3 separate regions of the Mus musculus genome follow, and regions 2 and 3 are each linked to region 1. A link is a loop called in an ENCODE intact Hi-C map of the cell type or tissue named here. Cell type or tissue: left cerebral cortex. All regions are shown on one strand.

The links. Hi-C counts contacts between places; a loop is a spot of excess contacts. Peaks named below come from ENCODE experiments on the same cell type or tissue, not always from the same donor. Only the 100,000 strongest peaks of a DNase experiment are listed, where the experiment ranks them.
Region 2: it touches region 1 in a loop (2.6-fold over the local background); 7 of 42 quality-filtered maps call a loop at or near these places.
Region 3: a loop joins it to region 1, with 2.9 times the contacts of the local background. A loop is called at or near these places in 16 of 42 quality-filtered maps.

The regions. Positions count from the first base shown.
Region 1 is chr4:124,225,559-124,233,558 of GRCm38, forward strand. No RefSeq gene overlaps it. Among named protein-coding and RNA genes, the nearest start is that of Gm40242, 43 kb to the right of the region's middle. In left cerebral cortex, a CTCF peak has its summit at 3,155 (motif pointing right); DNase peaks (open chromatin) are centred at 1,863, 2,752, 3,171 and 5,332.
Region 2 is chr4:124,381,161-124,389,160 of GRCm38, forward strand. No RefSeq gene overlaps it. Among named protein-coding and RNA genes, the nearest start is that of Gm52719, 32 kb to the left of the region's middle. In left cerebral cortex, a CTCF peak has its summit at 1,167 (motif pointing left); DNase peaks (open chromatin) are centred at 4,165 and 6,620.
Region 3 is chr4:124,652,669-124,660,668 of GRCm38, forward strand. Pou3f1 (POU domain, class 3, transcription factor 1) reads left to right here and starts at 4,978. Exons shown (of 1, transcript NM_011141.2): 1 at 4,978-7,987. The coding sequence starts at 5,039. The coding sequence ends at 6,388. Gm2164 (predicted gene 2164) reads right to left here and starts at 4,819. Exons shown (of 11, transcript NR_168006.1): 1 at 4,172-4,819. In left cerebral cortex, a CTCF peak has its summit at 4,011; DNase peaks (open chromatin) are centred at 3,684, 4,094, 4,762, 5,233 and 4 more places; H3K4me3 peaks cover 4,145 bases; H3K27ac peaks cover 1,060 bases.

The DNA.
Region 1 (8,000 bases):
TGCCTTGTCACGTGATCCCAGTCCAGCAAAATATATTCCAAGCCTGACATTATCCCTGTAATGAGGCTGCGATTATCACCTCGCTTACCTCACGGGGTTAATGTGGGAATCACAGACATAATGAGATCTAAGCCACTCCATAATATGATCTTAATAATGGTGTAATGGGTGCTGTAGCTATTATGCACCAGAGTTACCGTGCGCTGAGTGTTATGGCAATCTCCTCACCTAGGAATCGAACAGTACGGGTTCCATTGTACAGATGAGGAAGCTGAGGCCTGTGCAGGTGAGGCGACTTGAGACACGTTACACACCCTGTGAACCGCAGAGCCAAGCCCATCCCAGCTCCAGTGTGGACTGTCTCATTTACCTCAAGCTGCTGCCTCACACAGTGAAGTCCTGCATAAACACAGGCTCGCCACTTTCCCTCCGTCATAGACACACAGGCATGGTGATTTCATTGTTCGCGTGTGGCTGCAGAGTGCATCGCTATCTGTTGCCATTCTCTCAAAGCCTGTGAGAGTTTCATCAGGGCCAAGACCACTGACAGGGGAGAGGACAGCCTTTTCAACAAATGGCTTGGCTCTTTTGGCTTACATAGTCGCATGGGAAAGGACAAGAGTGGGGGCCGATGAGATGGCTCATTGAATAAAGGTGCTTGCGGCCAAGCTTTGGGACTTGATTTAGTTTGATTCCCAGGATTCACACAGCAGAAGGAGAGAACCAGTTCTTGAAAGTTGTCCTCTGACATCCACATATGTACCATGGCATATGTACATGTAACCCCCCACACACACACACACACAATAAATACATGTAATTTTAAATAAAATAAGATAAAAATCCTTCTAAAAAGATGGATCCTAACTTTATGTCACATATAAAGATTAATTTTAAATGAGTAACAACAACAACAACAAAACCCTAAGCTTAAAAGTTCCAACTGTAAGATGGCAGAAAGCAAAATAATGTTCATGACACCAGATTTGGGTCTGACTCCAGAAGTGCCACATCCAAGGACAGATGAGACTAATTGGACTCCACCAGAATTCAAAACTTTTGTGCAGCAAAGAACATTAGAGAGTGACTCAGAATCTATGGTACAGCACTTAAGGCTCTGAGGCAGGAGGATCTCAGGTTCCAGGACTGCCTCGAAATTAAGAAAAGAATAAAACAGATCTAGGGATATAGTTTGGTGGTAGATTATGGATTAGTATTTAGAATAACTCAGTAACAATAAAACAGCCTACTACAACCAAAGACATTTCCCCACAGGAGATAAAGATATGGTCAAAAAGTATAAGACATAAGGTATCAGTTGTCGTTAAGGAGATGAGAATTAAAACCACACAGAAATGTTATGTCACACCTGCTAGGTAGGCAAATATTTTAAAAAAATTAAAATTTGGGGGTCTGCAAGATGGCTCAGCAGGTGAGATCACTTGCTGTCAAGTCTGACAACCTGAAATTGATTCCTGGAACTCACACCATGGATAAAGAGAGCTAACTCGGACACATTGTTCTCTGCCCTCCACATGTACAACACGCCACACATACACTTTAATCTCCTTCCACCTACATAAACAAATGTTAATTTTTTTAATTTTTAAAAAGGAAATTAGCAAGCATTGACAGCAGAGATGTGGAGAAATTGGAGCCCCAGCGCATGCCGTATGAAACAGTCCAGCCGCTGCGGAAAGCAGTATGGCGATTAAACAAAGAATTACTGTAAGTTCAGCAGTTTCTTGGCTAGGTACACACTGAAAAGAACTGAAAGTAGGGCACACACAGACACCTCCACACCCATGTGACAGTGGCGGTACGCGTAACACACACAGAGTGTCCATCAAGTGGATAACTGAAGAGAAGAAGAAATTAGCACAAGATGCAACACCCTTCAGCTTGAAAAAAACGGCATTCTGATGCACGAAGACGACTCTGGAAAGCATTTCTCTGCTCGAAGGATCTGTACAGTGCACTGAGAGTCTACTTACAGGGGCTGCGTAGAATGGGAGACTTCAGATAGGAAGTAGAAGGCAGCTCACCAAGAGCTGAGATGAGAGAAGAAATCTTTGTAGAAATTGGTGGTGGTGGTAGTGGTAGTGGTGGTCTTTGAGCAGCTTTGGGAGGATACACTGAATGCCGCTGAATTACACACACAAAAATTCACATTAAAATGATTAGAATGGTAAAATGTATGCATCTTTTATCACAACTGAGGAAACATTTTTTTTCTGCATGTAAGAAATCTTACCTTAGGTCTCATTAATTTAAAATTTTTTATTAAAATAGCTTTATTATATTTTCTCCCTCTTAAAATAACATTTAATTGGATGCTATAGTTAGTAATTATGTGATAACTACCAATGTGTTTCTATTAATGCCACATTAATGTATCGATATAACATAGTTTCCCAATGAAGGAAAAATTAAAAATGTGGATCAACCAAAAACAAAGTTAGAATACTCATTTTCATAGAGATACCACTTGACCGACCTCCGCGCCCATCTTTCCAGGTCACTTCCCACGTTACGTCTTCCCAACCCCCACCCCCACCCCCAGTTTGGTTCATTTTTATACTCTTCTATTATTTCACAGGACCCTGAGTGGTCACTTTCTTCCTGGTGGGTTCTCACCGACTACGTCAGACTTTAGTCTTTCCCATCTAGTGGGGGAAGGGGACACTTTCTAAAACCAACTGAAGTGACAAAACACTGCGAAGAAGCCAAGAAATGTGTGAGCGGAATGCTCAGATTCACGCTGAGACCATTTGGAAGTCGGGCTGGAACGAACAACTTTAAATAATACACTGTGCCCAGAAGTCTCTGAAGACGTGTGGCCAAAGCAGTGATGGCTTAGTCCACACGCAGCACAGAAGAACATGACATTTTTTTAGCTTCTATTAATCTTTTGTTCTAGCCTCTTAGTTGGATTGTAGGGCAAGGACAAGTAGGGGTCGGGGGTAGGATTCCTGATGAGCAAATTGCTTATCTGTGGAAACCAGAGTCTTGTGTCTTCCCAAGCTCCTCTTTTAGCTTCGCCTTTACCTTTTGGGTCCCACAGAGGGGCTCTACATGCGAATGATCCAAGGAATTTCTGTTCTAGGGTGTCCTTTTTCATGATTAAACACCATACGCTCGGCAGGGGGCGCTCTGCGTGTACTTGAGCGGGCTAAGTCGAGGTAGGCGTAGGAGGTTCCCCTTCAGGGAGCTTCGCCCTCTGTGCTCTGTCTGGTTGTGCAGGAGGAGACCAACGTTGCTGGAGCTTTCCGATCTCGCTTGTAGGGTCAGGAGAAGGGCCGAAGGGAGCCGGTTTCTAGGGCCAGGGCTGCTAAGTTGCTGATTTGGCATCACCCAATATTCTCCCGAGGGCCGTCTGTCTCACTTCTCAAATATAGCTTCAATAATGCAGACCTTCTATTTTGATGACTTGAGGTTTTCTTAAGTACATCCAATAATTTCCATTTCCTCTTGGCTCTTTGGCTCTATTCCACGAAGCTTCATCTACCTGTGACCTGGAGCCACGGTGCCTACTCTAACTGGCTTCCTTTTGTATCCAATGCTTCTCCTTAAATATCACCCCGTGTGGTGTGGGCTATGCCAAGGCTGCTCTGCGCTATGGGAGACAACGTTTTGTTTTGTATAATTTCGTCCCCTGGGGAACATTCCAGATGGCCCTCAAGCTCACCCTGATCCTCTCAGTAGTTCCGCTCCATATTTAAAGCTATTATAATGCTTTCTCCAAATAGTTCTTAAAGATCCATTAATCAATTCACTCATTCAACAAATATTTATAAAGCACTTATATTCCAGGGCCCTGTTAAGCATGGGGCGTATTTATGAATGAAAAAGAAAATACTCATCCCTGAGTTCAACTAAAGTGAAGATTAAAATAGGCAGGTTCTCTGCTTTCTATATGTTCTTACTAGCAATGGTTTCTAGACCGTTGAAGGTAGAGGAACAGGGCCTGGGACCAAGGGGGCAGGCGATGGGAACCCCTCTCTATTCATACGAAGCTGTGGTCTTCCTATCTCCAGGCGTGGCTTCTCCCCTCTTGTCAAGTGTGCTTTGCATTCTTTCTGTGCTCCCCCACCCCACCCCAATTCCCCTGACTTCAGTTGCCCCCCGTTTCTGTAAATCCTCAACCTGTTTCTCAGGATGGAATTTTCCCCAAGCTCCAGTGCCCCCAACACCTGTTGGATGCATGCCCACCTGACGACATCCACTTGAGTATGGAAACATTATTCTTCAAAACCTGCTACCTCCGTCAATCTGCTGTCCCAAATGAATACCTGCAGCGCCAGCAGCCATCCCAGTAACTTTCCATTACTGCAGGTGTTCCCCATGCCCCTGTCTCAGAAGTTGACTCTTTTGTGGCAGGGTCTTCCTCTAAGCCAGACTATAATCCACATTCACCATGCAACCAAGGCTAGTGTTGCTCCTATCCTGGGTGCTAGGACTACAGGCGTGTACCGTTTTCTGAAATGTCTGACTGATAGAAGTTGATCCATTTTTTTGAGTGTTTTGCCTCTTCTCTGGGTGTTCATCACTACCTGCTCACCCTTATACTGGCTGGTGGCTTTCCAGCTGTGTTTATTGCATCCTTTCAGGGGCTTCCAAAGTTGGCATGGAAAATGAACATTGAACAGGCTGGGCTGTGGGCTGGTTTCCTGTCCCATTCAGTCAGAGCCTCCGTTTGTCTGTTTTTCTCACTATCTGATGAGTGCCCAGTGTCTGACGATTTTTATCTTAAATCCTTAGCATGTCTCTCCTTGAGCCTTGGGGGCCTCTCCTCTGGCCCACCTCATCTGATGGATTTTCACCACCTTCTTGGCTTCGGTGCTGAGGAGGGGTTATCCACACGGGTGTGCTTCCTGATAAATAGAAACACTGAAGTGCAGTAAAACGATTTGAATATAAGCGTGTGGGTGTGGTGTGGTGAGCATGTAACCTTGAAACCACTCTGATGCTTAAAATCCAGGCCAACCTTCCCCCCACCCGCTTTGGTCTTTGAGCATTTCCCATGACCAACAAGCGATAGCACAAAGCATCCCCACTCTTACCCACCGCTGAAGCTTTGTTGCCCTCTGCAAGTAGGAACTCAATGAATTCTGCTTGGAACTCTTTTGAGAGACACCTCCTGGGATGGCTGACTAGATCTTGTAGTGACCATGTCTCCACTGACATTCCAGCAGCAGCAGCAGCTCTAGTTTTGGGCCACATCCACGCAACACCCACCCAGCACACAGCCAGCACATCTACCCAGCATACAGCTACCACACCTTCCCAGCACACCCACCCAGCACATCCACCCAGGACACCCACCCAGCACACAGCTAGCATCTTTACTCAGCACACCTACCTAGTACACACCTAGTACCCTAGTCCAGAACACCCACCCAGTCCATAGCCAGCTAACCCAGCTTCTGGTGTTCACTGCTATGTTCCCCACCCCCATCCACTTGCCTTTCTGCATCTTGAACTCCAGATAATTTTTTCCTTATTTGAATGAATTTCCTTTTACTCAGTCACTGCTGCGCTTGTAGGTTCACTCAGTCTTTTCTCGCTGGAAACTGGGAACATTTAGTTACATATTCATGCAACAATTTTCCAGACTTATTGATTTTTTTTGTTTTGTTTCCCCTCCCCCTCTCTTACACATGTAGAGGTCAAAGGGCACCTTTTAGGAGTCAATTCCTGTCTTCTGCCTTGTTGAGTCAGGGTCTCTCTTGTTTCGGCCCTGCTGTGTACTCCGGGCTGACTGGCCAAAGAGCTGGGGGCCCTGACATTACAGATGCATACCAACATGTCAGGCATTTGTTTGGGTGTTTTGACCACATGTTTGTCTGTGCACCCCATGCCTGCAGTGTCCAAGGGGACCAGAAGAGGGTGATAAATCCCTTAAAGCTGGAGTTACAGATAATTATGAGTCACCATGGAGGTGGGAATTAAACCCTGGTCCTCTGGAAGACCAATTGGTGCTTCTAACCATAGGGTCACCAGTCTGTTCACTTGGGCTTTGAAGACTGAACTGAACTCAGATCACAGGGTTGGAGCAACAAGCACTTTTATTCCCTGAGCCACCTCGACAACCTTTATTTTCCTTTTAATGAGCCATTCTTGTCCATACCTTGCCCTGATCTATTTCAGTTAGAAAGTTTTCCAACGTACAGGGAGGTCACAACAACAAGAGCAACATATTTCTTAGACCCTTCAGCTGTCTTCCATTGTTAACATTTTGCCTTATTTCTGCCTATTTGGCCACCTTCCCTCTTTCCATATGCACGTGCAGGCACGTGTGTGTGTGTGTGTGCGCGCGCACACACACACACACACACACACACATGCTCACACTGTTAATCATTTGACAGTGATTTTTAGACACCAATATCCTTTATCACTAAAGACTTCTACAAACAATCCCTTGGGTTTTGAATGTACATAATATTTTGGTCAAATTCTTGATATTTGACACTGATGAACATTCATCATCTAAAGAGAGCCTATATTCATATTTCCAACTCTCTGCACACCATTCTTTGTTGTTTCTGATCCAGGAGCCCTGATATCTTTATAGACTATGTCTAAATGCTTAGCATTTCCTCAAGCCCTTCCCAATCCTCTTCTTGCTGGGCCAATGCTATACCCAGCAGGGCCAATGGCTCCTGCTCAGTGTTGTGACAGGCTGGGCCGTGTTTGGTGGATGCAGCACAGAGGCAGCTGTTGGTATAGGGTCCTCAAGTCAGGATAAGTGTGGCCTATTAAATAATGTCATTGGTGCTCACCCTCAACCTCAGAATGTGGCTCACAGGAGCAAGGTCTTTACAGATATAATTTTAGGTCAAATTGAGGCCATCCTCGATTAGGGTGTGCCCCAAATCCAATGTCAACAACCCTTGGGTGTGTACTACATAATGATCACCTATGGTGGCTTCACTACTCAAGGTGCCCCAAAGGACTGAAGGATCTCTCTCCTGTATCCTTGGGAGAAACTAGACTTTCTGGAGAGGGGGCAGTGGGGAGGGGAGGGGAAGGGAGAGGGAGAGAGCTGCCCTGGAAATAGAATGGAAAGACACAGTCATGAGTTAAGGGACACCAAAGATTGCAGGACCCACTGGAAGTCAGGAGCCTAGTGAAGAACTCTTTCTGAGAGTCCTTAGGGCAGCATGGCCTGGCTGATGACTTCTTGACTTTAGACTCTGAGCTTCCAGAAAAGAGACACCAGCTTTCTGTTGCTTGCAGTCTTTTGTCTGGACATTCCTAGGAAAACAATACAGTGACTTCCCCCTTGACACCCGAATATACTTGCACCAGAAGGATCTTCCTGAAGGAGTTGAGCCACAAAACAAGTAGAAGAGGTGGCTGGCTGTGGAGGTACCTGGTGCCTACTTGGGCCTGGTAAACAGTCTGTAGTGCAGAGCACAGCCCTGGAGATCTGTGCTGTGTCCACAAGGCCGAGCGCAAAGGTTCCTGGTTGGTCTGGAGCCGTAGCCATCTTTCCACTGAGATCACAGTGGGAGATGCTCAACAGTAAAGAGGGACAGGGCCAGGACTCGTCTCTCTGGGGCCTGGCACCCTCAGGATGGGCTTTCTGGGTTGTCTCATTGGCATCCCTGTCCCCTGAGCTCACTGAGTGTGGGGAGTGTTTGCTGTGGCCTCAAGGGAGTTGGCTGGCGTTTTCAGTGAAGTCTAGAGTCTTGGGCCTGTGCCGGCCGGTACCGTTTGATGCTAGAAGAGATACTGCATCTAACCATCAGAGTGCTTTTTCTCTGCCAAGGCATGTTCTCACCCAGCCACTCTTCCTCCCTGATGCAAGAAAGGCATGCTTCACTCCTCAAGGTGCCCCCAAGGACTGAAGGACCCTCTCCTGTATCCTCAGGAGAAAACATTTTGGGGGTGGGGTCAGGAGTGGGGGTGGAGTGGGGGAAGAGCTGCCCTAGTCTTGGCTTATGGGGTTAGAGAAGAAGGTAGGGGGAGGGAGAGAATAGGCAAGTAGGAAT
Region 2 (8,000 bases), 160 kb after region 1:
TGTTCCAGGTTGCCTGGTACACCTGTGTTAGTTAGATGGCTTTTCTCTGTTGTCATTGTTTTTCTTCCTTTGTTTGTTTCTGTTTTGTTTTGTTTTGTTTTGTTTTGTTTTGTTTTGTTTTGTTTTGTTTTGTTTTGTTTTGTTTTGTTACTGTGACCAAGTAGGGAAACAATGTAAGAAAATAAAGAGTTGTTTCAGCTCGGGGGTTCCCTTGACCTGTTGCTTTAGACTTGAAGCAAGGTGAGCATCACTGCTGCAGCGGCATGGGTAGAGGGGGTTGATCATTTCACGGTCTCCAAGAAAGAAGCAGGAGGAACAGAAGTGAAGAGGGCCTAGGGCAAGGCACTTCTTTTCAGGGCATGCCCCCATACATCCTTCAACTAGGCTCCGCCTTCTACTTGCCCTCACTTCCAGTGACAGCACCATTGCATAAAGCCACTGCCCTGTTCCTCTATGGACGAAGGCAGAGCTCTTAGGATCCAATAACTTCTCCCTGCCCAGACCACCAGCTGGGGACCAAGCTGTCAATTAATGAGGGGAACACATTACATACAAAGCATACCAACGGTCCTGGTTCAGGATTATTGTTCCAGCAAGTTGAATAGCCCCTCAACCTGTAGCTACAAGGACGAGCTCAGAGATCTCATGTTATGATTCCCCCTCCAGCGCCCCCCCCAGTCCCCACGCTGACTCCTGTGTCCCTCACTCCCCCTTCCACTCTCCACCCCGAATGGAAGAGGCGCCTCCTAACTTTGCATGTGTCTCTGCCAATGTTGCTGCTCATTCCCTTCCTTTCTTAGCCACACCTATTCCTTCCATGGTTCCAGACACACCATTACACCTTCAAATTAATGGATTATATGAACAACTGGGGTTCTGGGTTCACATTCTAAACACATCAAGGGTGAGTTTTGAGGCAGCTTGCTTTTCCTTCTTGTATCTAAAGATAAAGATTTAGGTAGGACTTTAACGCTTATACTTCACAGAGTGTCACAAAAGAACAGAAGACAGTACCAATCAAGAGTTTGTTTCAGGGACAGGGAACATGGCTCAATGGTTAAAAGGGCGAACAGTTCTTGGACCAGAGTTCAGTTCCCAGCATCATTGTCAGGTGGCCCACAACCATCTGAAATTCCAGCTCCAGGGGAGTCTGACGCCCTCTGCTGGCCTCCTCAGGCACCTGCCCAGGTATGGCATGTATGTACCCACGTGTGTGTGTGTGTGTGTGTGTGTGTGTGTGTGTGTGTGTGTGCACGTGTGCACACACACACCTTTTAAAAACTTTCTTTTTTTTTAAAGATTTGCTTCAAGGTCAAGGAAGCATGAAGGAGAAGAGGGATCTTAAACTAAAAACAATGATGGGACACAAATGCCTGATGTTGGGGGCGGATGAGAGTGTTGGCGGTTCACTTGGGAGAAGGTTACCATCAGAATAGCAGGCTGCTCCAGGACCAGTTGGTCGCAACCCTAGGCAGAGAGCCAGGGGTCTGGAGTAGATGATCTCAAATCACTTCTGTTTCTTTTTGTCAATGAACGAAATAGGGGCTTTCATTCTGACACTTTCATACGTATACATTATTGTACTTTATCCATATTGCCCTTTCCTCCTCTTCCTTACTGGTCCCCTCGACCCCACAAACTCACACATATATAATATATATGTTTGTCTGTATATGTACATATGTGTGTAGCAAATGCCACTGCTTCTATATATTAATGTGTCCACATATTCACTCAAACATGCCTGGTTTCAGGCCCCAGTTCACTTACTTGCTTGGCAAAGCACTGCCTTGGCTTCCTCATCTGCAGAATGGGAGACATAATAGTACCTGGTTTTGGAGAGGTTGTTGGGAAATTAAACAAGAATGTGCAAACATAAACTCCTGTTCATTCCCTGTGTATGCAATAAAATGCTGTCATCTTATTCCTGTTTACAACGTAGCAGGCACTGACTGAGAATAGATGTGGGAGCCAGGGTGTGGCCAGGGTCATGGTGGGCAGGAAGCAAAGACTGTGCATAAGTTTGTAGCTGAACTGAGTCACTTCCTCCGAGAGGGGAGAGGAAGGAAAGAGACTCAGGAAGTAGAGGAAGCTTGTAAGGCTTCAGAAGTAAGGGCAGCTCATAAGGCTCCGGCAATAAAGGAAAGTCACAAGTCTCAGAATGTCCTTAAAACTTACAAGAACCAGGAAGCCATTCTTCCTTGCTATGAAACAGTAATTGATTGAATGGAATAAGGAGAGCAGACTCGGGTCAACTGCCTGCAAGTTGGGCAGGGTGATCCAGCGGGTACAAGTTTTTGAGTTGTCATCCGGGCTGGGTGGGTTTTTACAGTGAGATAGCTGTCTGTGAGTCACCTATGCTCCTATAGATAGTTCTTCACCTACACCTCTATAAGTAATTCAATAAATGTATGGCACACACATGCACACACATTTTTTTAAAAGTAAACATTTTTTTTAAAGATTTAGTTCAAGGTCATGGAATCATGAAGAAAAGGGATCTATCTCACTAAGCTGTACTTGGGTGGTATACTTTGGGTTTCTTCGGCCTGTTGTTGGTACTGTCTCTGTAGTGAGTAAACCTTTGATCGCCAGCTCTGAAGGAAAAGAATCACAACAGTACACTGGCATCAGTCAGCTTTAAATCAGTGAAAGGGTAGAGATACAAAGGTGAGCAGCCATGAAGATATGGAGGGGGTTACTTTCACCCCTGGTGACATCTCTAACCCTAGTTTCCAGTTCCCTGGGATGTGGCCAAGTTGGTTTCTGTGGGACCTCAAAGCCATTACAGTACCCACTCCTGACCCCCAACTGAGCTGTCATCTTTATAACTTGTGTTTCTAAGAAATGCAGAAATGACAGAAAGTGCCTTGGTGTAGGGAGCCCCAGGGAAGGCAAAATGGAGTATTCCCTGTACGTGCTGGGGGTTAGAGAGTAGCTGCCTGCAGCCTGCACAAAGCTTGGGCCTATAGATTTACCAGCCAGTCTTCTGTAGGATCGAGAGCAGCATCAGAGGGTGGATGCTGGAAAATAAGAAAGAGGTGAGTGTGTCAGAAATCTGGTCCATGAGAGAGAGGGAAAGCCTCAGGGCTGGAGAGTAAGGAACAGCCAGGTCTCCCCACTCCAGATGGCTGGCTGAGGATACAGGGCCATTGCAGAGAAGCATCACTCAGGCTCTGCCACACAGGGATGACAAGGTCAGGGAAGATGAGCAGCTGGCTAATGAAGAAAATGCCTGCATCTCCCTGGAAGCATCGACTGCAGACAAAGGGTGCCAGAGAGGATGAGCCCGGGGCTAGAGCAGAGTAGGTCCACTGCAGATGGACAGCAGAAACTGATGGGATTATCCTAGACCAACCGTAAGGCATGCTGTGAGTGGCCAGTTTGGTGAGGTGCCTTGCCCGGGTCTGGAGACATTATGGTGCCCCACAAGACCACGCGGAGCAAGAAGAGATCAAAGATCTCAGAAGAAAGCACTGTGGACGTGAAGCTAGAACACATAATGTAGGTCAAGTTAGGAGGTCAATGTAGAGGGGGAAAGAAAAGGCATAGAAGTTCAAAGTCAGGGATGATTATCGTGGCCTTTTCTCAGTAGTAATGGGGGCGCAACCACAATGCTCTACAACAAGGGACTAGTTAATGACAAATCACACTCCATGAGCAGGACCCCGGAACTTAAGAAAGCTTTATCCTTTTTTTTCTTCTGACAAGCTCTCACTATGTGTCCCTGACTCTGCTCTGGAACTCAGTATGAAAAGCAGGCTGTCCTCAAAACTCTCAACCATCCTCCTGCCTCTGCCTCCCAAGGGCTGCAATTAAAGTCAGACAGGCATGAGGCCACCATGCCCAAGTTGGAGTGGTAGCTTTGAGTAGCCAGCCCCGCAAAGGCACCTGTGCATTTATAGACTGAGGAGCTCGGGAGAGCAGAGCCGTTAGCCGAACTGTGTGTACAACACAATCCTATTTATGTAGAGAGGCAGTAAATTTCTCTTTAAAGCTACAGCAAGTCTGCCTTTTGTAAGACAGCACTCAGGGGGAGCAGCTCTTGCTGGAAGATGTTCTTAGGGGGGAGGACTCCTGTCAATAGAGTTCAGGAGGGTACAGCCCGAAGAAAGCAGAGCTGAGTGGGAGGTACCGGCAGAGACTTTTAGCAGCTGTTGGGAGTGAGACATGGGGAAGAACAGACATGTGTCTCCAGACACAGCAAGAAGCCATGCGCCAACCACCTATTTAAGGAAACCAACAATAAAGATTTACATTTTTTCTTTATGCTTCCGGAGTCCCACTCTGGTTATTTTGAATGAGTGTGGAACAGAAACCCGCCTTGAAGGCTGCTATGATATATTTGGGTCACATCCAAATTGTGTGAGTGTTAAAAACAAAAAGGGAAAGGATATCTAACCATCTGTCAACAGCGGTTCTCTCTGGAGGATGAAATGTCAGGTGTCAAGGGTCAAGGGGCATTAACTTTCTCTGCGTTATTTTTAACTTAATCATACGTTAATAGAATAAACAATACAGAGACCACGAGAGGGGAAGGAAAATCTACGAAAATCAGACAAAGTGCACAGTAAGTAAATACACGTTGGCTGCCAGCAGAGTCAGTAAACAGTAATTGAATGACAAATTAAATAAAACTAGTAACAAAGACTGGAATAATGAAAAACCAACACAATGTGAGACCTCCCACCTCTGCCCCACCCCTGCAGGGCCACACAGTCCTGCTTGAGAGCAAAAAAGAGCCTTAAATCAGAAAGCATTGGCTCCTAGACTGTGGTTCTTCTAGCAAGGAGTGCTGGGAGGGGAGCCATAGAGCAGAATGGAGGGCAGGAGATGGGGGGTAGGAGGCAGGTCAGAACCAGATGTGTGACCCTGGCTACTGATTCTCACACACACTCCTCTCCTCCTCTCACTCCCTTCTCTTTCTGTCATTCATCCTCTCTCTTCTTCTCAGACCTCCACTTCCTTTGCTTGCTCAGCACACACACACACACACACACACACACACACACACACACACACACACACACACACACACGCAAGCATGCACGCACCACACGGGCACACTTCCTCTTAAGGATGGGTATCAGTGATGGGGTGAAGGATGCCAAGAAACCAGAAGAAATCTATCTCTCCTTAGCTCCTAATCTAGAAGGGGGGACTCCCACAAAGAGCTCAGATCTGTGGAACAAAGAAGGTGCCACACATCAAGTGGTCCCTGAGCAAAGTGGAAGTTAATACCCTTCACTAGTCAGAGCTCCTTGCCCAAAGGAGAATTCATGTGATAGGGGACATGCATGCCACTGCACTTGTGCACTGAAAAAGGCAATTTCAGGAGTCAGCCCTTCCAATCCAACTTGTTTGTGAGGGAAGTCTGTCTTGTCACGGTGTTGTGTATTCCAGGGTAGCTGGTGGATGAGAAAGCTTCCAGATAATTCTTCTGTCCCCCCCATTTCACTGTGGGAATGCTGGGATTGCCAGTGCAGAACGCTATCTAGAATAACAGCAACAATAAATAAAGTGTGGTCAACTTGACATAGGCTAGAGTCATCTGTGAGGAGGGAGCCCCAGTTGAAAATGCTTCCATAAGATACGGCTGTAGGCAAGCCTGCAGAACCTTTTCTTAATTAGTGATTGATGTGGAAAAGGGCCCAGCCTGTTGTGGGTGGGGACACCCCTAGGATGGTGGTCCTGGGCTCTATATGGAAGGGAGCAGAGCCACCCAGTAAGCAGTACCTTCTGTGGCCTCTGCATCAGCTCCTGTCTCCAGGTTTCAGCCCTGCTTGAGTTCCTGTCCTGACTTCCTTCAGCAACAGACTATGATGTGAAAGTACAAACCAATTACACCCTTTCCGCCCCAACTTGCTTTTGGTCATAGTGTTTCATCACATCAATAGCAACCTGAATTAGGACATGCAGTGACTAGAACATCTCTCTGGATTTTGTTTTGTATTTTATACTCCAAGTCTTGAGTGGCATGTTATGTGATATTAGCTAACTGATATGGTATGTGTGGTAGTTTGAACATGCTTGACCCAGGGAGTGGCACTATTTGGAGGTATGGCCTTCTTGGAGTACCCTGTGATCCCTGACAGTCACCACTGCTATTGCCACAGTCATGGAGTTCTTTGGCTTTTACCTGATATCACACAGCTTCTGTCAACATCCGTGGTACTCTTGGTAGACGACTGCCAAGTCTGCAAGCAGAGGGTCTTGGTCATTCAGAGTGATTGCTGTGAGCCCATCCTAGCACCATGTATTCTAACTCCACAAAGCCTTAGTCAGTGAAGGATTTCACTCAAGACTCAGTGGAGGGCAAAAGAGCGCTTTCCCTCCCACACCCAACAAGATCCCTCCCGTGCTGCTGCCACCCCAGAAACCTTTCCTCCTTGGAGTTGATTGCTTTCCCCCCTGCAAAATGCCAAATGGAAACAGCTAATGGATTAAGGTTTTATTTGGGATTGTGGCTTCAGAGGATCCATCCGTGATTGCTTGGCTCCCTGCACTTGGCCAGAACATCCCAGCAGAGAAAGCATATGGTAGACTGCCATTCATGGCCAATGTGAGGAAGTGAACGACAGGCAGAGACCAGAGATGTGAGCCTGTGAGGGCTGTCTCACATTCAAACCATAACATTTATGTAACCTCCCCAGCTTCTTCAACTTCCAGCTGCCTTGTGACATCCCATCTCTACTTGGGCTCTGCAGTATGGCTGCCAGCCAGCTCAGATCTGCATGCATCTTGACTCCAGGCCTTTCTATAACTCTTCATTGCACAGGTCTATCTCAGTTTTTCTAAGCCAACACACACACACACACACACACACACACTTATCCTTCAGCACAACAAACAAGGACCCTTCGTCGGCCCCACTCTTCTTAGAAGTTAAGGGAGAGATTTAAAAAAACATTTCCACAGCACAATTTATATCCGTCATAATGATTTAAAGTAGAGAGCTAGCATGGTGGTACAAGCCAACATTTAGGAGGCTGGAGGAAGAGGACTGGGAGTTTGGACTACACAGTAATCATCTGTCTCAACAAAATGAAACAGACCTAAGATGTAAGCAGTGTGCTTCCTAGGCAGAAGGAAGAGACAAATATTCCCGAGGAAGAGACACAGTAAGATCAGGAACGATGCCACTCACCCCTGAAGAGAGAACAGGCTTTACAAAGGCTATAGACACGAGAGCCTGCCATATGCAAATGCAGATGTGAGAGGAAAGACCCTCCTGAGCAGAGGTGAAGGGATGAGCTGAGGGGAGGTGGGTAAAGGATGAGCAGGTAAAGTGTCTGCCATGAACACAGGAGGATCTGAGTTTGCAGACCAGTAGCCACATAAAAGCCAGGCTCGTGGGCATATGTCTATGTCACCAGTGTTGGGGGTATAGGAGTAGAGACAGGCAGATCCATATAGCTCCAAGTTCAGTAGAAAACTGGTTTCCAAATATAATGTGGAGAGTGATTGGAGAAGACATTCAATATAGACTTCTGGCCTCCACACCATGCTTACACACAAGCATGAGCATCTATATAAACCTATAAATACACTCACACACACATACACACACAAACACAGATGGGTCATGGGTACAATCTCAAAGGCTATAGGGGGACAATGGAATTTGGAGACTGAATTGCCCATTGGAGCCATAGTGAAATGCTGCCTGTCTCTGAGTACCGAGCACATCCTTAAATTCACACATGAAATATCAAAGCACAAGGGCTTGTAACCAAAGGAAACACCCACTAATCTTAGTTTTCGCCAGGAACACCCTAACTGACATTTTAATTAACAAGCTGTTCTCCCCCCCACTCCGTTTTTAATATAAGGACTTCTTGTTGCTTTAAATCTAAAATTAATTAAGTGAGAGTTCTCCTCTGGAGGGGAGTATACGGCTCACACTAAATGGACTGCAGTGATAAGGTGAGATATACAGCCGGGAGTGTGAGGGGCGGATGCTGAAAGATCCCACACCTCTGCAGTGGAGAACCAAACCA
Region 3 (8,000 bases), 430 kb after region 1:
TAGAATCTGCCCCCACACCACAAAGGTTTGCGTCTGCGGCTGAGTCTGCCCTCTGCCCTTCCAATCCTCCCCACTAATGGTTAGAAGAAAGCTCAAGGGGCTCAGGGACCTAAGGGGAAAGCAGCCAGATCCAGCTGCCACCAAGAGACACTAAACAGGACTGCATCCCTCCTCCCTGCCCCACCCCCGCCCCCACCCCCGCCCCAAACTTGTGCTCATGAGTCACCGCACAAGTTGCCCTATCAGGAACATGAAACTGAACTATAACAGTGTGTGCATCACTGCCAGGGTGCTGCCGGTGACAGCCTTAAGAGTGTAGCTGTGTTCACAAGGCAGCCTCGGTGGAGGTCTATGTCTGTGACCTCAGGTTTTGCAGACTGGAGCTTGCCTAGCTCTGACTCCTCCCTACAGAGCCCTCCCCACACCCACAACCCACCCCCCAACCGCCCTGCAGCTCAAAGGCCCCCCACAGCGAGGGCCCCATCTGCTGGAGGTTCAGTGACCTGTGTCAAATGAGCAGGCGCTCGGTCACACTCCAGAGCCTGGAGGAGGCTGGGCACTCTGGGAAAGCGGAGGAGCTCCTGCCTGGGGGCCAGCTGGGCAGGAGCCCCACGGGGAAGCCTGAGACTGGCAGCAGTCTAGCTGGGGAGCTGCCCTGTACGGGCAAGAAGAGGAGAAGGGGGGAGGGAAAAACAACTAAAAAGAAAGAACTTTCCTATGTCCTTGAGGCTAACATTGAGGAGAGAGCAAGTGGACCAGACTCTGGACAGAGCACAGTCTCTTCCAGCTTTCTGGCCCTTTGTTGAGAACTGGTGGTTCATTCAGGGAGTGGATAAGGGTGTCTATGAGATGGTAGAACTCTTTGTATCTGCTCAGGTGGGTAAGAGAGTTCATAGATACCAAAGTGTACCTATTTGTGTGACTAACACTATGTGCCACTCAGGAATCACTGTTATGCGGATGCTCATCGGACTGAGCACAGGGACGCCAATGGAGGAATTAGGGGAAGGACTGAAGGAGCTGAAGGGGCCTTAGCTGGCATCAATAGGAGGGGAGGCCCTTGGTCCTGTGAAGAAGTGATGCCCCAGTGTAGAGGAATGCTAGGGCAGTGAGGCGGGAGTAGGTGGATGGGTGGGAGAGCACTTTCATAGAAGCAGGGTAAGTGGGGTTTGCAGAGGGGAAACTGGGAAAGGGGATAACATTAGAAATGTAAATAAATAAAATATCCAACTTTTTTATAAAAAAAAAAAGAATCTGTGTTTGTTTGTGACCCCAGGGGCCCATATTTTAGTGTCAGACAAGGAAGACCCATTTCAGTCTGTGTGAGCTTTCTATATCTGACCCTGTTTAGACACATTGCTTTATTTACCATCAGGCATTGCTTTGTGTAACTGCATGTTTCCTCTACTCATGCAAGATTATGTCCCTGTGGCGAATTGGTATGCGTGTGTCCCTGTACTGACTTGCATGTCTGTATTTCTATGTTCAGTATATGTGAGAGTGAACATCTCCTGCCGTGTCCCCACCATTCCATGTGCACCAGCCAAGTAGCATGTTCACCCCATGGCTGTGCAGTATGTTTAGAAAGAGGACTTCTCCCTGAGATTGCGAAGGAGACGATCCTAGAGCCATGGTTCTCACCCTTCCTAATGCTGCGAGCCTTTGAATCCAGCTCCTCATGTTGTGGTGACCCCTCAATCATAAAATTATTCTTATTGCTACTTCATAACTGTAATGTTGCTACCGTTATAAACTGTAATGGAAATGTCTGTGTTTTCTGATGGTCTTAGATGACCTCTGTGAAAGGATCATTTGACTCCTAAAGGAGTTGTGACCCACAAGTTGAGAACCACTGTCCTGGAGAGATGAGCCATTCTGGTACAGGTATCTGCCAGGGTCCTATGACGGTCCTCAGTGCCCCATGCAATCTCCAAGAACAAGAAGGAAACAGATACCAACATCTTCTATGGGAAACTCAATTCCTAGGAAAAGTGGGACTCAACCCATCTCACTGTAGACTCTACAATGTAGAGGGTCTAAAATTTCCAATGCAAAGTTAAGAATTTTACCTTTCCTAGTTCATGCTGCTGCTGATCCCTGGGGCAGCATCTACTATGTACAGGAAGGACACTTAAATGACATTCTTCATCACATCCTCAGAGCAATCCTAAGATCCAGGCATCACTGTCTCCTCTGTAAGATGGAGAAACCTCAGCTCCGAGAAGCAAGTGATTCACACAGTCTGCTTGCCTATAGGGGCCTTAGGCTGGGGACCAAGATGCTGAGTAACAACCTAAGAGCTTAGGTACTGCTTTCCTGAGGGTAACTCTCCTCCGCTCAGCACGGACCAGGGAACACAGCTTCCAGGCAGTCCTGACCTGCTCACAAGCATGGCCAGAGATAAGACTGTAGGCCATCTTTACCCTGAAGGCCAAAACTGCCACTTCTTGCAAACTACAGCAATGGGGGTGGGGGGGAGCAGACCGGCATGAGTAAGACTAGCCCTGCTGCATCCTATGAGGATGATGTCATTAGCTCCTCCAGGAGTTAAGGCACAAGCCAAATGATGGACAGAACAGCACCATGCCTCACTGTTCTTTGAGTGGTAACCTCAAATCTGTACAGCGTAACCTGTCTGCTGCTGTCCAGACATTTCCCATCTTCCAGCAGGATCAGGGTAGATGTATAGACTCTCAGACTGTCAAACTTGGAAGAGGAAAAAAAGTAAATTGGTCCAAACCGCACAGCCCACTGAGGAAAGTTAGTTGCCCACCTAGCAAACTGCAACAACAGAAAAGCGCAAATAAAAGCCCTTTGTGTGGGGAGGGGGGCACTCCCTCTATCTCATACCATTCCCTGTTCACCTTAGGGAGACAGGGATACAATGTAAGCCATGGTCAGTCCCAATTTACAAAAAGGAAAACCAAATTTAGAGTACTTTAACTGAAAAACAAGAGGAAGTTCCAGTTTGAGCCCAATCTTCAGAGTAATACAGGCCTGGTTAGGACTGGCATGAGAGACTGAGAGACTTCCGCTGTAAGAATTCAAGCCTTGGTCCTACACTTAGGGCTGGGAGAAAGCTTAGCCAGGTTCATGGACCAAGAGAACTTGGGCTGCCTCAGGGTGACTGCTTCCTGGGCCAAGATCCAGGAAAACCCAGCATCCCTACCTGGGTTCAGATACAGGAACCCATCATAACTCCAGCAGGTAGAAAATGCCTGTTCAGGACTATGGCAAATAGTCAGACAACCCTGGCCTCTTCTTCCATTAGCAGGTGCTTAACTTGGGACATTCAGGGCTCAGAGGACAGGGTAACTCTTGTCACTGTCAACTCTGTCGCAGCCACTCTTAGATGATCTCCACAGCAGCTGCCTTTAGAGCCCTTGTCTGTCTCTGTCTCTCTCTCTCTCTCTCTCTCTCTCTCTCTCTCTCTCTCTCTCTCTCTCTCGTCTTCAAATACATAGGCTTCATTCTACAGTCCTGAGTAGATTCCTGTCCAGTGAGGTCCTAGCTAGGTCCCCAGCTCGGCACCCAGAAATCTTTGAATCACTTTGAAGCAGAAGAAGGTCTAGCAGTGTACAGAAGCCCAGCAGAGGAATAGGCAGAAGTACGGAGGCATGCAGACTGAGGAAGCACACACCAGCTCCAACTGAGGCCCCCTCCACTCAGGATCCTTAGGAGAGACACAAAACAAGGACAGGGATGAAGAAGTTGGCCGCATCCCACTGTCCACTTCTCCAACAAGGACACCTCGAACTCAATTCCCTATCAGACAAGTCCGAGTTGACTCCACGGGAGGCTAGACAGCTGCCAGCTGCCAGCTGCCAGCCTGCACATTGGATTTCCGAGGTGCCCAACTGTCCTTCCCTAAGTCAGTCCACAAATCCTATTCTGCAAGTTTCCGGGCGGCATAACCCCAGCACAACCAGCGCTGCCGACAGACCACCGGTTCCAGCTGGGAGGAAAACAACACGAAAAGGCTACAGCAGCGCAGGACAGGGCCCAGTGTCCATTCCCCACCCACTGGTGGCGCTTTCTCTGGAACCAGTCTCCACCCCGAGGTTCTCTCATTCCAGAACCCTGGAGCCCAACTGGTTCCTGGAGCTTGCATCTCCGCGTACAGGCTCAGCGGCTCACTGTCCTGGCTCAGCACTGCCCACGCGGTACTCACCTGGCCTCGGTGCCCAGGGAAAGGAAGGCGAGCCGGCGAGAGGCGTGAAGCCCAAGCCGATCCGAATCTGTCCGTGCCTGCTGCACTTTCAGGACTGCAGAGGTCCAGCTAGTTGTGGCGCTGAGTCTAGAGGGAGTAGAGGGAAAACCAAGACCTTGGGAGAACGCGATGCGACCTGGCAGCCGCAGGAGGCGAGGCCCCGGAGGTTAGCAGCCGCGCGGTACCGAGCCGGGAAGCCACGCAGCTTCGCTCTCGCTGCAGCCCAGACTCGCGGGATCCTGGCCCGCAGGCAGAGGCGCAGCGCAGGGAAGAGTGCGGGGCTGAGTCTCTGCTCGGAACCCGAGCGCCTCCCGGAGCCCGCAATCCCCCGCCCGCCCCAGTGGGATGCAGGCGGAAATTGAGCTTGTGTGGAACGTGGGGACCGACCGGGCTCCGAGTCTCCCGCGCTGCGGTGAGAGCGGGGCCCACGCAGCCGGGACCGGAGGGGGTGCGGTCCCAGTGCCACCCCCGCGCCACTCCCCACGTGGCGGCCGCGCCCCCGGGGCGTGAATGTGTACGCGGGCGGTGGTGGTGGGGGTCATGAATGAAGCCCCAGCGGCCAATCAGCACTGCCGGCGCGCGGGACCCCGGGAGCGAGACCCAATAGCGAGCTCCGGGTTGCAGGCCCCGGCGGCGGGCGGGCACGGGGGGAGGAGGCCGGGGCCGGGAGGCGGGAGGCGGCTCCGCGGGCAGCCAATGGGCGGCGGGCGGGGTGGGGCTCCGGAGCGCCCAGCGGGTCCGGGCTTTAAGCCGGCGGAGCGCGGCGGCGGGGCCCGCAGACGGAGCGAGGCGGCGGCGGCGGCGGGGCGGCGCAGGGCGCGGGGCGGCATGGCCACCACCGCGCAGTATCTGCCGCGGGGCCCCGGCGGCGGAGCTGGGGGCACAGGGCCGCTCATGCATCCCGATGCCGCCGCGGCGGCGGCAGCGGCGGCCGAGCGGCTGCACGCGGGGGCCGCGTACCGCGAAGTGCAGAAGCTGATGCACCACGAGTGGCTGGGCGCGGGCGCGGGCCACCCCGTGGGCCTAGCGCACCCTCAATGGCTACCCACGGGAGGAGGCGGCGGCGGCGACTGGGCGGGCGGCCCGCACCTGGAACACGGCAAGGCAGGCGGTGGCGGTACCGGCCGAGCTGACGACGGCGGCGGTGGCGGCGGTTTCCACGCCCGCCTGGTGCACCAAGGGGCGGCCCACGCGGGCGCGGCATGGGCACAAGGCGGCACAGCGCACCACTTGGGCCCCGCCATGTCGCCGTCGCCCGGGGCCGGCGGGGGTCACCAGCCCCAGCCGCTCGGGCTGTACGCTCAGGCGGCCTACCCCGGTGGCGGCGGCGGCGGCCTGGCCGGGATGCTGGCGGCGGGAGGCGGCGGCGCGGGACCCGGCCTGCACCACGCACTGCACGAGGACGGCCACGAGGCACAGCTGGAGCCGTCGCCACCACCGCACCTGGGCGCACACGGACACGCACACGGACATGCACACGCGGGCGGCCTGCACGCGGCGGCGGCGCACCTGCACCCGGGCGCGGGCGGTGGTGGCTCGTCGGTGGGCGAGCACTCGGACGAGGATGCTCCCAGCTCCGACGACCTGGAGCAGTTCGCCAAGCAGTTCAAGCAACGACGCATCAAGCTGGGCTTCACCCAGGCCGACGTGGGACTGGCGCTGGGCACCCTCTACGGTAACGTGTTCTCGCAGACCACCATCTGCCGTTTCGAGGCCCTGCAGCTGAGCTTCAAGAACATGTGCAAGCTCAAGCCGCTGCTCAACAAGTGGCTGGAGGAGACCGACTCGTCCAGCGGCAGCCCCACCAACCTGGACAAGATCGCGGCGCAGGGCCGCAAGCGCAAGAAGCGCACGTCCATCGAGGTGGGTGTCAAAGGCGCGCTCGAGAGCCACTTTCTCAAGTGTCCCAAGCCGTCTGCGCACGAGATCACCGGCCTGGCCGACAGCCTGCAACTGGAGAAGGAGGTGGTGCGTGTCTGGTTCTGCAACCGGCGGCAGAAGGAGAAGCGCATGACCCCCGCGGCCGGCGCGGGCCACCCGCCCATGGACGACGTTTATGCGCCTGGGGAGCTGGGGCCTGGCGGGGGCAGCGCGTCGCCACCTTCTGCGCCCCCGCCACCCCCGCCGGCCGCGCTGCACCACCACCACCACCACACACTGCCCGGCTCTGTGCAGTGACCCTGCGGACTGGGTTCCCCGCCGGCGCAGCGGTGCCTCCGGCGCGCAGTTAGCGCGCGCGGCCTGGACTCTTTTTGTTGTTTATTCGGTTTTGCTTTGGATTTTACAAAAAGGAAAAAAAAAAAAAAAAAAAAAAGCTCAGAAACTTTTAAACAAAACCAAACACCCGGGACCGACCCCTCTCTCCAGCGAGCGGCGAAAGGCGGCCGAGAGGCTGTGTCGCCCGAGTCCCGGGAGAGAGCAGCGGAAGATCCAGAATGCGCCAACTCACTCTGGGCGCCCTGTGCCCACTGCCTGCTCCCTATCCCCATCCCCTCGACGACCCCCGCCCCTGCCCCTGGGCTGTTCGGGGCCGGATCCCGGCAGCGGCCTCCCCACAGCGAAAGGTAACGCGGTGCGGGGTTAGGGATTCCCCGGGAGAATGGACGAAGAGAGGAGAGTCCCCAGCAGCTCTCCCGGGCGCGGACTCCCTGTAGCCTGCAGGTCACGGGTGGGGGCTGTCACTTTATTCTTTCCGCGCCTCTTCTCTCGCACCTGGACGCGCCCCACCCCCTCACCTTTTCTCCGGGCTTGGTTTTTTACGGTTTTTATTTATTCGTGGAGCCTCTCGGCTCCTGGGGTCCTTCTAACTCCGCCCGCGCCCTTAATTTAAATCGCTGTATGCTGTATTTATCGGGGCCCCAGAGGGGAGGCCGCGAGAGCCGCATCTGTGTATAAAAGCAGGAAATAGCCAAAGCTTTAATCTAGCCTAATTTATTTTCCCTTTCTCTTCCCCTCTCCTCCTTCAAGAACGCAAAACAAAAACAAAAAAAAAAAAACTAACAAAAAAATTTTTTTTGAGTGTTCATTTTTCGTTTCGTTTTACCCGAGCCCTCGGCTCGGTTCCTGGCCTAGCAGAGAGGGTCTGCGCTCCCACGCACACCCGGGTGGGAAGGGGCATCTCCACCCGCAAGACCGAGCACGCATCGCGGGCCACTGCTTCCCCGCCGGGCCTTGCCCCTCCTGGCCTTAACGAACGAAACTTGGAAAAGTTGGAACTATTTTTTAACTAGCTGTAGAAATAAACCCGTTCCCCCCAAGAACCTTGCGCCTGTTTCCCTACCGCTTCCCCCTGCTCTCTTTCCGGCCCCCGCGGGATGCGGGATGCTGGGGGAACCCTGGGGAGAAATTCTCCAAATTTGGGGTGAGGTGGGAACCATGTAAATATGTGAGATATGTACACACTGGCAGGGGGGGAAGAAACACTTTGTGCTTGGTTTTTATTTTTTGGTTTTCTGGGTTGTTCTCCCTCCCCATCCTAAAGGGTTTGTATGCCCGACTAAACCGAAAAAGATATTTTAATATGGTTTCCTAATTTCTGACCCATCTCTATTTATTTTCTGGATGTGTTTGGAGCTTCCCCCTTCACCATTTCTTCATCTGTTTGTTAAGGTTTCAGCTTAAATTTTGTTTTTATTTTTTATTATTTTCAGAACAATGTTTTGGTCCATTCTCTTTGTATCTTTATTGCAAAAAATAATAATAATGTAGACTGGGAAGTTCCCTTTATATTTATGTTATAGTAAATATTTTATTACTCACATAAACATGTACCCCAGGGCTGTGTCCTGTT